Regions from separate parts of the Homo sapiens genome. Here all the other regions are linked to region 1. The links are chromatin loops, found by intact Hi-C in ENCODE. Cell type or tissue: chondrocyte. All regions are shown on one strand. Region 1 overlaps FOXP1 (forkhead box P1). Region 2 overlaps FOXP1 (forkhead box P1). Region 3 has its middle 400 kb from the start of MDFIC2. Region 4 overlaps FOXP1 (forkhead box P1).

Evidence for each region. Hi-C counts contacts between places; a loop is a spot of excess contacts. Peaks named below come from ENCODE experiments on the same cell type or tissue, not always from the same donor. Only the 100,000 strongest peaks of a DNase experiment are listed, where the experiment ranks them.
Region 2: a loop joins it to region 1, with 3 times the contacts of the local background. A loop is called at or near these places in 7 of 110 quality-filtered maps.
Region 3: a loop joins it to region 1, with 3.0 times the contacts of the local background. A loop is called at or near these places in 47 of 110 quality-filtered maps.
Region 4: a loop joins it to region 1, with 3 times the contacts of the local background. A loop is called at or near these places in 9 of 110 quality-filtered maps.

The regions. Positions count from the first base shown.
Region 1 is chr3:71,580,247-71,582,746 of GRCh38, reverse strand. It overlaps FOXP1 (forkhead box P1), which reads left to right. Exons shown (of 21, transcript NM_001349338.3): 2 at 1,050-1,198. Among named protein-coding and RNA genes, the nearest start is that of FOXP1, 2.2 kb to the left of the region's middle. In chondrocyte, a CTCF peak has its summit at 1,237; DNase peaks (open chromatin) are centred at 176, 386, 966 and 1,096.
Region 2 is chr3:71,102,161-71,104,660 of GRCh38, reverse strand. All of the region lies in intron 7 of FOXP1 (forkhead box P1), which reads left to right. Among named protein-coding and RNA genes, the nearest start is that of FOXP1-AS1, 190 kb to the left of the region's middle. RefSeq lists an enhancer at 1-256. In chondrocyte, no CTCF peak of the experiment used is centred here; a DNase peak (open chromatin) is centred at 1,154.
Region 3 is chr3:70,715,756-70,718,255 of GRCh38, reverse strand. No RefSeq gene overlaps it. Among named protein-coding and RNA genes, the nearest start is that of MDFIC2, 400 kb to the right of the region's middle. In chondrocyte, CTCF peaks have their summits at 962 and 1,162 (motif pointing left); no DNase peak of the experiment used is centred here.
Region 4 is chr3:70,986,367-70,988,866 of GRCh38, reverse strand. It overlaps FOXP1 (forkhead box P1), which reads left to right. Exons shown (of 21, transcript NM_001349338.3): 14 at 790-873. Among named protein-coding and RNA genes, the nearest start is that of FOXP1-AS1, 300 kb to the left of the region's middle. In chondrocyte, no CTCF peak of the experiment used is centred here; no DNase peak of the experiment used is centred here.

The DNA of each region.
Region 1 (2,500 bases):
CTCCGCTTTCCCGAGACGAGTCCGCAACAGCCGTGGCCAGATCCACGGGTGGGTGCGGGAGCCGGATGCGCTGCGAGGAGTCGCCGCGCCCGGATCTCTCTCCCACCATCACACACATTTTCTGATTTTACCCCCCTCTGAAGCTTGGGGGACGGGGAGATTTCCCAAGCTCCGATTTGTCCTGCGTCGCGCGCGTGTCGCCTCGTCCCTCCGGCCCTGTCCTGGCGGCCGATGGCTCTCCGTCCCTCGCTTGCGCGCAGCCTTCCTCCCGAGCTCCCTGCGCTCTATTCCTGTCCCGCCGAGACGACTCCCTGGAGCCAGCGAGCCGAGGCGGCGTGCGCTTCGAGTGGGGACCACGGCGGTGGCGGCGGCGCCGGGAGCCGAGGAGTTTGCCAGTTGCCGCGGGGTCGCGGTCATTTGCTGCCTCCGCCTTCCCTCGCCCCCGCCTCCCGCCTCCCTCCTTTTCAGACAACGTCGCGCTCGGAAACTTAGATTCCTTCTTCTTTTTGGCCCTCGACGAGCCCCCCTCCCCACCTGTTGTGAGCTCCGCCTTGGTCCCGGGAGACTGGCAGTGACACACACGGGCTCTGGGGAGCTCCGCTCCCGGAAACAAAGTCGCATGCCCCCCTCCCATGTGTTTGCTTCGAAATCGCTGCCTGCAGCCCCCCATTCCCGCGCAGCTCCCGCCCCCTGTGAGAATAAGGACTAAATAAACAGTTGTAACTCCAAACCTTGCGCCCGTGATCGTATCCCCATCCCACCCCCTTCTCCCTATTCCTCCCCCCTCCTTTTTGTTGTTGCAACTTTGTGAGATCCTGGGGAAGGTGCTGAGACTTTGGCTCGGGCCGATTTCCCGGTCTCTGGATCCTTGCAGGGATTCCCTGAGCCGCATCCTCTCTTCCCTCCACGCGCACTCGCGGGTCCTCGGAGCCCGCTGCCCTCTCTGTCCTGGCCCCTCGGCCTACTCACCCGTCCCGTCCCCTTCAGTTCCCCCCAGCCTGCACGGGGAAGACTTGCTGAGGGTCGCCCCGGTTTCTTGTCGACTGCAGAACCCGAAAGTTTGTAAGAGGAAGAGAGCGCGCGGCGAGCGAGCGAGCGGGCCGGGGGCAGCGGCAGCGGCGCCGGGGACCATGGTGCTGCCGGCGCCTCCTCCGCGGGCGTGAAGGCGGCGCTCCTACTCCCTCCCCGGACTCCGCGGGTAAGTCGAGGCGGCCGCGGGCGCGGGGTCCAGGGACACCGGAGAGCCCCAGGCGGCACTAGGGGTTCTCCGTCCCCAAAGAGCCAGCCGGGGTGGCGCGAGCCTAGCGATAAGGCACCGGGAGCGAGGAATGTGCCCATCCTCAGGCCGGTAGGTGCTTCGAAATACTGGACTTCCTCCCCTCCACCCTTTTCCCCTCTTTCTTTCCTAAATCTGAAAATCTGGAGATCAAAGTTTAGCGTGGAGTGTAAAGTGCTCCGATAAAATATGGTGACATCCTCGCCCCCCTTCTCACCCCACTCCCCTCTTATAACTATTAATTATTTCCAAGTCATTGTATCCAAATACCCTTGCTGGGCTGATTACAAAGTGTATTGATTTAGTCTGGGCTCATCCTATGCTTTCGTCTTAATTCATTTTCTTTTTGCTCTACCAGAAGACCCAAAATGAAACTTATTTCTTCCTCTTCCCTACCTCCCCACCCCACAAGCCCTCATCTGTGAGGCTTGGGCAGAATAATGAAATTAATATAAACATTTCATTTGGTTGCATTTGACCTTATGCAGTCCACTTCTGAGGGGCTGGAATTGCGCTCATGTCTGCTCACAGGTATTTTCCAAGTTAGCATTTTCTTTTTTGTCACTGCTCTTTAAACAGGAATGCCGGAGGAGCATTCTGGATTCCCTTTGAAAGGCATCTGTACATTCAAACCGTCTACACTTCACCATTGGTTGTACGTAGACTTAAGGGTTTAGGGCTTGGACAATAGCTGAGTTGAGAAGACCTCAAGGATATTTAAAGGAATTTTTCTGCTACTGAAAATATATTGAAGAATCGCTGCAAAATTTTTCCATTCCATCCCCTTTCCCCCACCCCCGTTTTCCACAGCAAGAATCAATTTGGAGGGAGATGTGTAAACTAGAATTTTTAAAGAAATAGTAAGACTTCAGGTGTTTTCTACCCAGGGATAGCCTACATAATTGAGAAAGAGGAGTTCCTGCTATTTTTCTGTTCCAGAGAGAAATGTATCAAATCTTTTTTAGAATTCCACTGGAGTTTTGATTCTCAAAGTGGAAATACCCATCCCTTTGGGTCCAGGAAAAGAAAACTCAGCTCACAGTTTCAGAAATTTGGACTGTTTTTTTCCCCCCTCTGTCTTTCTATTTGAAACGTCTCACAATTAAAGAGCAAGAAAAATATAAAAAAGGAACTCAACTAGTTACCATTCAAAAGGTGTCAGCTAAAATCTCACTGCAAAGGGAAAAAAAAAGGTTTAACATCTTGCCACTGGCTGCATCCCCC
Region 2 (2,500 bases), 480 kb after region 1:
ATTCTTTAAAATAAATTATATTGTTTCCATATGCAGAACAGAATTCAGAACTGCAAGCAATCAATTTTATTGACACCATCTGAAAAAATGTTGATGACAGTTAGAGGATGTGAAAGAATTGGATTTTTAAAGTCCCCAGGACTAAGTGTGGCAAAAGAAAAAAAACTGAAATGTAATCTCATTACTCAAAAGTTCTGTTAGACACTCCTAAGAAGTGATTCTTCTTAACGAAAAAAATAAAAGCAGCAGCAACAGCAGCAGAAGGGCGGCTTCTTCTTGGATAGGCTGTGATCCCACAATGAGGTCTTGCTATCAAGCCTATTGGTTGCCTTGAAGGGAGAAAAGAGCTTCTTGGTTTCCCATGGCAGTGAATCACCCAGCAAAGATGGCTCGAGTTTCCTTAAGTTGTTTAAAATTGGTTTTAGTGTTCTGTTAATGTAAGCAAATAATCATGATTTTAGTCTTGAGTGACTTTCAGGCCTGGGCGAGTCAGGCTTGCTCAGTATTCTCCAGTGCAATGGGAGTATAGACGATGATGCGCCCCGCCAATAGAGACCACTACATCATTATCCCCAAAGTGGTAAAATACTCTTCCTGGAATTTTGAGTCTTTTTCCTGTGTGAATCTTCTGAGCAAAATCTCAGAACCAAAATAGTGATCATCAAGTCTAATGTAGAAAATTAAAGCCTCTCTCTTTTTTTGGGGGGGGAACATCTTAAGTTGATTTAGAATTTTTGTACACAATATTCGTCTGTGGTTGAAAGGGGGCACGCTGAGGTCAAGTGATGTAGTGTTTTCCATTTTTCCATATGAGTCTCACAGTGTGCGATAAAAGCAAACTCCTTTATTTTGTAAGTCTGCAAGAATTTCTGCTGAAGTGCAGAGGTCACGTTCCCTGTCAATTTGAGTAGCCAGCATTTTTTAACTACTGTTTTTTCTTTTGGTGTGTCTTTTCTTCCCTCCCCCCACCTTGCTATAAACCGTGGCACTTTTCTGACACATGCACAGTGAGGTCCTCCAATCTGAAACTCATTAGCACACAGCATTGGACCCTGTCCAGTGGTTAGAAAATTTCCTGGAGCCTAGAATAACAGCATTTGGTGCAATACCATGGACCAGAAGTGACAATGGAGGTAGTCGCACTCCCCTGGCACCCTGCCCGGTCAGGAAAGCCAGCTGACCACACAACACGGTGAGACAGAGGTTGTGCATATAGGATGAGCTCGAAAAGTTTGGTGCTTAGAGAAATACACTTCTAAAATCACAAGGCAATATCTGTTTTCCCTACACTTATTATTTCTATTGGGTCAGAGATGTTTATCAACATTCATTGCAGGAACATGAAAATAAGCAATTAGAGAAAATAGGATGAAGCTCAAGTTCCACAATATAGTATTTTTCACTTCTGTAACTATGGGTTATTTTCAGGACCTATATTTTCATTCATTCATTCATACATGCATGCATTCATTCATTCAAACTTTACTCATTGAACTTCACTATCTTGAGATAATGTGACCAGGCTGCAACCCCCTACCCTGACATTAGAAAAATTAAACAGTTTACCCTAAGTCAGGTTAATTTAAGCCAGGTTTTCAAACAGGAAACTGAGTCCCAGAAAGATAATAGTTATCATATTAAATAGTAAATACTATATAGTACTTTCTAGGAGCCAACTACTGTACAACAACCATATGGGGTAAGTTCTATTATTATTCCCATTTTACAGGGGAGGAAAGTGGAGCATAGAGAAGTTAACTTGTCCAAGGCCATACAGCTGATAAGTGGCAGAGCTGGGATTCTAGCCCACACAATCTGGCTCAAGAGTCTATGCTTTCATCCATTACACTCTACTGCCTCTCCCTGAGCTACCACCTGGGCCCCGCAAACAGGGAAAGCAAAAGGAATGGAATCAGAGTTGCTGATGCTTAATGCTCCTCGCTAACCACCAGACCACACCGTCTCCTAATTTGGACATATGTTGATGGGCATATTTGAAAAATAGTGCTTATAATTGAAATATGCACTTTCTAAAGGGAAATGACGCTTGGGAAAGAGAAGAAAGACGGGTATTACTCAAAGCCTGCAGACAGCTCTGCAAGTAATTGTCTAAAGGCAGCCGTTGAAATTGAGAAGCAGTTTGGAAAATGTACAGTTTGGGAAATTTGTGTACCGATGTAATTACGGTAGTTGTGAGCTGATGTCATGCCTAGTAACTGTTTTTGTATTGCTTGGGCCTTTGTTACTGAGCTGTGATATCATGAGCAAACTATTATAAACATAGCATGGATATAGCATGCTTGTGTAACAAAAGATCGGGAACTTTTATTAAGTTTGTTTTCCTTGTCATATTGTAAAAATTTATTATGTGTACTGTGTATATTAGAAACAGATTTGGGTAATTCTGTCTAAATGAAGTCATCCCGGCTATTTCCAGACTGTCTGTTTTTGGTTGTGAATAATTTTCATACATCAGATGGTTGTCATATTTAGTCGCTCT
Region 3 (2,500 bases), 860 kb after region 1:
TAAAGAAAACTGGTGGTAGGGGAAAGAGAACAACCAGCTTTATAAGACACAGCTGGTTACGTAGAGGGCCTTTTGTATGACTACAGCAACTGGCAGTTGGGTTTAAATAATATTTGAATGGCCAGTAATCTCCATTCTATCACAGTTGTGACAAAGTAGTAAAGCCAGAGTGTTAAACATTTGTGTGTGTGTGTGTGTGTGTGTGTGTGTGGTAGCAAAATTCTGGACTCCCCATAAACTATCAGAGACATGGAGAACTAACTATTCATATATAAGTATTTAATCAACAAATATCATTTCTAGTATTTGATCTTAAAAGTATTCTACCCTTAAGGCTTTCACCAAGCAAAATGAACACATGTCACTAGGGGAAAAGTCATTATTGATAGATAACTTTGTAGAATCACTGCAAGAAAGGCAGTGTGGAGAAAATTGTCCATATTTTGGATAACCATAAATCTAAAAATTGTTAATGTGTTGATAGTTGGTGTATAGACTTTTGTGTATGTTCCAAAATTAAAGTTTTCACTGAAAAATCAAAGAGGACTGGTAAACCCGCAGCGTTATGAAAACTCTGCTTTAAATACAAGAGTTAGGAATTTTCTCTTGAGAAGCCAAATAATATTGAAAGTCCATAGGCAAAAACATTGAGGGGGGCTCTGTATTTTTCATAGATCAGAAATCTGTATGTATGAGAAAAGTAAGATTCCTTTGATTGAGAAGGAGAAATTTCAGATTTAAGACCTAAACTTGTAAGGAATGAGCTTGTACAATTGCCCTCGCCAGCCCCTCCACATGTGGAATATGCTGCAGTTCATTACCGATAGAAAGGAGGGAATGATCATGAAAAGGCAACGGAACGAGTAAGAAGAATTTTAAGAGACTTTGCTAGAGCTTCATAAATATAAGGAGATAAGCCCAGAAAAGCCATCAGGCCAGCTCTCTTCTCCCATAATAAAAATGTTTCCTAAATCATTCCTCTGTTTCTGGCAGAATTTTAAATAAGAAAATATGACCCATTTTAGTAGTTATTACCTGATGAATGTCTTCAAAATCTAGATACATGAATATAATTTTGTAAAATCTTATGCTATGCCACCAGGAAAGTTTATTTTTAATAGCTGTGTATTTTTTTAACGTGTCACAAAAAACAATGGTTTGTGCTCCCTCTGTTGGCTTTTCAGCAGCAGTTAATTCATAAATTTTGTTCCTGGAGGTACTCTGCCATAGCTGTGTGCTTCCGCAGCTGCAGCGAGGGACAGGATGTTTCATTCATTGAACTTTATGTTCCTGTTAAACATGAAGTCATTCTAATTCCATTTCTTGCAAATAGCGCAAAAAGCAGAAGATATTTGGGAAAAGTGCAGAACCATTTCACAACTAAGATATAAATGCCCTTAAGATATCAGGTCAGATTTTAAAAAATATATGAAAAAGAATTTTCTAACCATTAGAGTCAGTGAGAAAACATATTAATAGAATAATGGATCTTCTGTTTAATCCCTTGATTGTTTTTGTCTCTGTAAAAGTCGCATACTTAACACAAAAGGGACAGATTACCAAAATGAGAAACAATTCTTTCTCACACACCTGTTGGGGTAAACTGAGGGTAAAAAAACCCTAGAACTTTACTTGGTTTAACTTATTTTCCTATTTAAACAAGGAAGTTTGAGACCAAAATTATTCTATGTTCTTGACTGCTCTTCACCTTCATTCAGCCTGGCAAGGCCTCCTAAGCCTCTTGATTTACTGAGAAAATTCTGTTCATAATGAGCTTGTCATTCTCCAAGACTTTTTTGGCAGTTATTATCTAATTATTGTGTGTTAGACCCTAAATGCTAAAATATTTATTCTGAGATTTTCAGAACTCAAGTTACTGTACAGCAATATTTCAGGCTCACTGATTTGATCTAATTTATACATCTTGATAATTTAACTGATCTTATTTATATATCTTAACAATCTTGTTTGCCCTTATTTGTAGATATCTTCTCAACGTTAGATAAGTGGGTTCTTTTAAAAAGATGATCAGAAATTAACTGTAGCCACTACTAATTGAGCATTTGCTATGTGCCAGGCATCACGCTAAGCACTGCAGATACCTTAACTCATTTCATCTTCAGAACAATCCTTTGAAGATTATCAGAGGTATTATTATCCTGCTCAGGTTGCAGGAGAGGTAACTGAGGATGAGAGAGATCAAATAACTTGCCTAAGTTCACAAGCCTGATGAGATGTGAAGTTGAGTTTCAAACCCAGGAAATGTGATGTCAAATCCTTGTTCATAGTACAATGGTTCTCAAACTTTAGTGATCAAACTAATCACCTGGGGACGTTAAAAATGCAGATTCTGATTCCATAGGGCTGGGACCTCAGATTTTGCATTTCTGTTGCCCTCCTGGCTGATACTGAGGCTGAGGATCCTCCCAGTATAGTTTGATTAACCAGGCTCTAGGCCAGTGGGTCTTGAAGTTTAGCAATCTTAGGATCACCTGGAGGC
Region 4 (2,500 bases), 590 kb after region 1:
ACAGAAGTAATCGTTATGTGTCCCCTATGCCCAACTGTCTTGAACTATTGAAAATATCGAGTTAAAGCAGTCCAAGCGAAGCATAAAGGATGTAGCTTCCAATCAGTAGTATTTGAGTGCCTACTATGTATATCCAATTAGAAACTTGTGTGACTTCAGAAGATCTTTTTTTATAGAATAAGGAGACTTAAATTATTAAGATGAGACTAGCACATAGCAGGTACTCAAATCTTGAGTAAATTGAATGAGCAAGCTTGTTCTACACTCGTTTGAAAATGGGAACCTGTCATCCCTTGGAGCCTGCTCCTGGCCTGCTAATATCATTTGCCAGCACTGTCTTAATCTATGCCTACCTGTTAAGAAAGATGAAGCTAATTTTGCATAAATGTATCCATCTGTCTAGGAGTTTTTCCACAACCACAACAGATGAATTTATGGGTTTTAGCTACCTAGCTCACTTTCCCTTGGCTTTTCTCATGAATAAGGTTGGTTAATAGGCATGATTCACATTTGTCTTTTAGCTGTCTGTGTTCCATGGGACTGCGTGGTGCCAGCAGGTCTAGAACTTCCCAGTTAAAGTCTAATGCATCTTGTGTTGAGAAATCTCACACCAACACCTCCGGTTACTTCGAGTTTGGCAATGGTCATGTAGATTTCAAAAACAAGCAATGAAAATGATTTTATCATGTGCTGTGGTGCCATAGCGTAATTTGTAATATGTATCATTTTTGGTGTTAAGAGCCATGCATCTTTATTCAGAGAAATAACAAAGCATTTTCTTCTTGCCAGCTTGCAAAAGACAAAGAACGCCTGCAAGCCATGATGACCCACCTGCATGTGAAGTCTACAGAACCCAAAGCCGCCCCTCAGCCCGTAAGTATTGATCCCCACCAAGGGGAAAAAAACAAAACTCACAGTATTCCTTTTCTACTTCCCCACCCCAAATGGAGGAAGGAGGACCAGCCTACTTTGGTGGAGCTTTGAGTTTTGAGGGCCTTAGATTCATGCGACTGTTTCTGGTTATCCTTTATGATGAAGGTCATATGCTAGGCATTTGGGGAGATACAGGATGATTCAGATATGGTCCTTGCCCATAAGACTCAAGCACCCAGCTCTTCTTTAAAGGCAGAATGATTGGTGCCCAAGCAAGGTACTGAAATACATTATGAGAGCTCCCTGGAAAAAGAAAATCTTTCTGAATGGTAGGAACGCAGAGAAGACAGCTAAACCATGACAGCAAAGCAAAGAGGCATTTCAGCTCGGGTAAGCTGAGAGACAGTGGTGTGTAGGAAAAAGAGCAGGGAGTAGTAGTCCAGTCTAACTCTTAACAGAGGAAAGACATAGGAAACCTAGTGTTGGAATAGTCAGAGGCTAAATTATGGAGAGGCTCTAATGGTTACTAAGGAGTTTGAAATGAAAATTATTCCTTCACAGTTAGGAGACCAAACACAGTATACTGAAATTACATTTAATTTGTAAGAATCTCCTCTTTCTTGCCTTATTCCCTTTTACTGGACCTTGAAGGGTGTCATCCCAGCACAGGCTGTTAATACCGAAGCAGAAGGATCGTGTCTGAACCTAAAAGTTTGTCTTGGACCTCCTTCCTTGTAATAAATCGATCTCTTTAACGGTCATATTCCTCTTACGTTTCTAAAATTCTCCTAGTAGCTTTAACTGATTATTCAAAATGGAGACAGTGCTTTGCTTCTTGATTTTAAGATTTGTAAAATTTAAAGGTACACTGCCTTTATTTGATTTTGCTTGGAGTCACTGTGTGAAAATTAATTGAGCGTTGACAATCTATAGTTAGTACCAGCGATTTTAATCAATATGCAATGATGCAGCGTAATGGCAAAGTATTGGTTTATCTGTTTTGACTGATTTTTTTCTATAAATAAAGCAAACATACACCCATATATGTATGATTTATGGTGATAGAAATAAAACGGAGTCAGACTATTAACCCAGCAAATATGGTAGCCTGCCAAGATGCAGTTGGCAGGCAAAATTAATGTCTGAAACAGAACACATTACTGAGATAAAGGACATAAAATTATTAAACACTTCGTGCATCCATTTTTACCAGGAAGGAGTCCTTAGTTTCCGTGTATTATTTTACAGTAAATGGCTATAGGACTAGATGTGTAGGCTACCAAAAAGAAAGGAAAAAAAAGAACCAGGTCATTCACTGTTGTGGCATCAGTAGTCAGCTGTGCTATTTCTAGCAACCCCTCCTTCTAGAACCCAGCTAAGCAAAATGGTGAGCCTCTGAGACAACTTGGCTGAAGTCATCTCGAAGAAGCATAGCCAATTGCACAGGGCATTCACTGCCTTGGAACTTTTTGAAAGTCTTCAGATGGCTTTAGTGAAATGGTTTTCCCAGATTGAAGGGTTCAAATCTTTGCACCTAGCAGCAAGCGAGAGAATGAGATTATCTCTGTCTTCCTCCACGGATTAAAAACAGTGATAGGATAATGGTTGGACCCAGCACTGTAGGCCT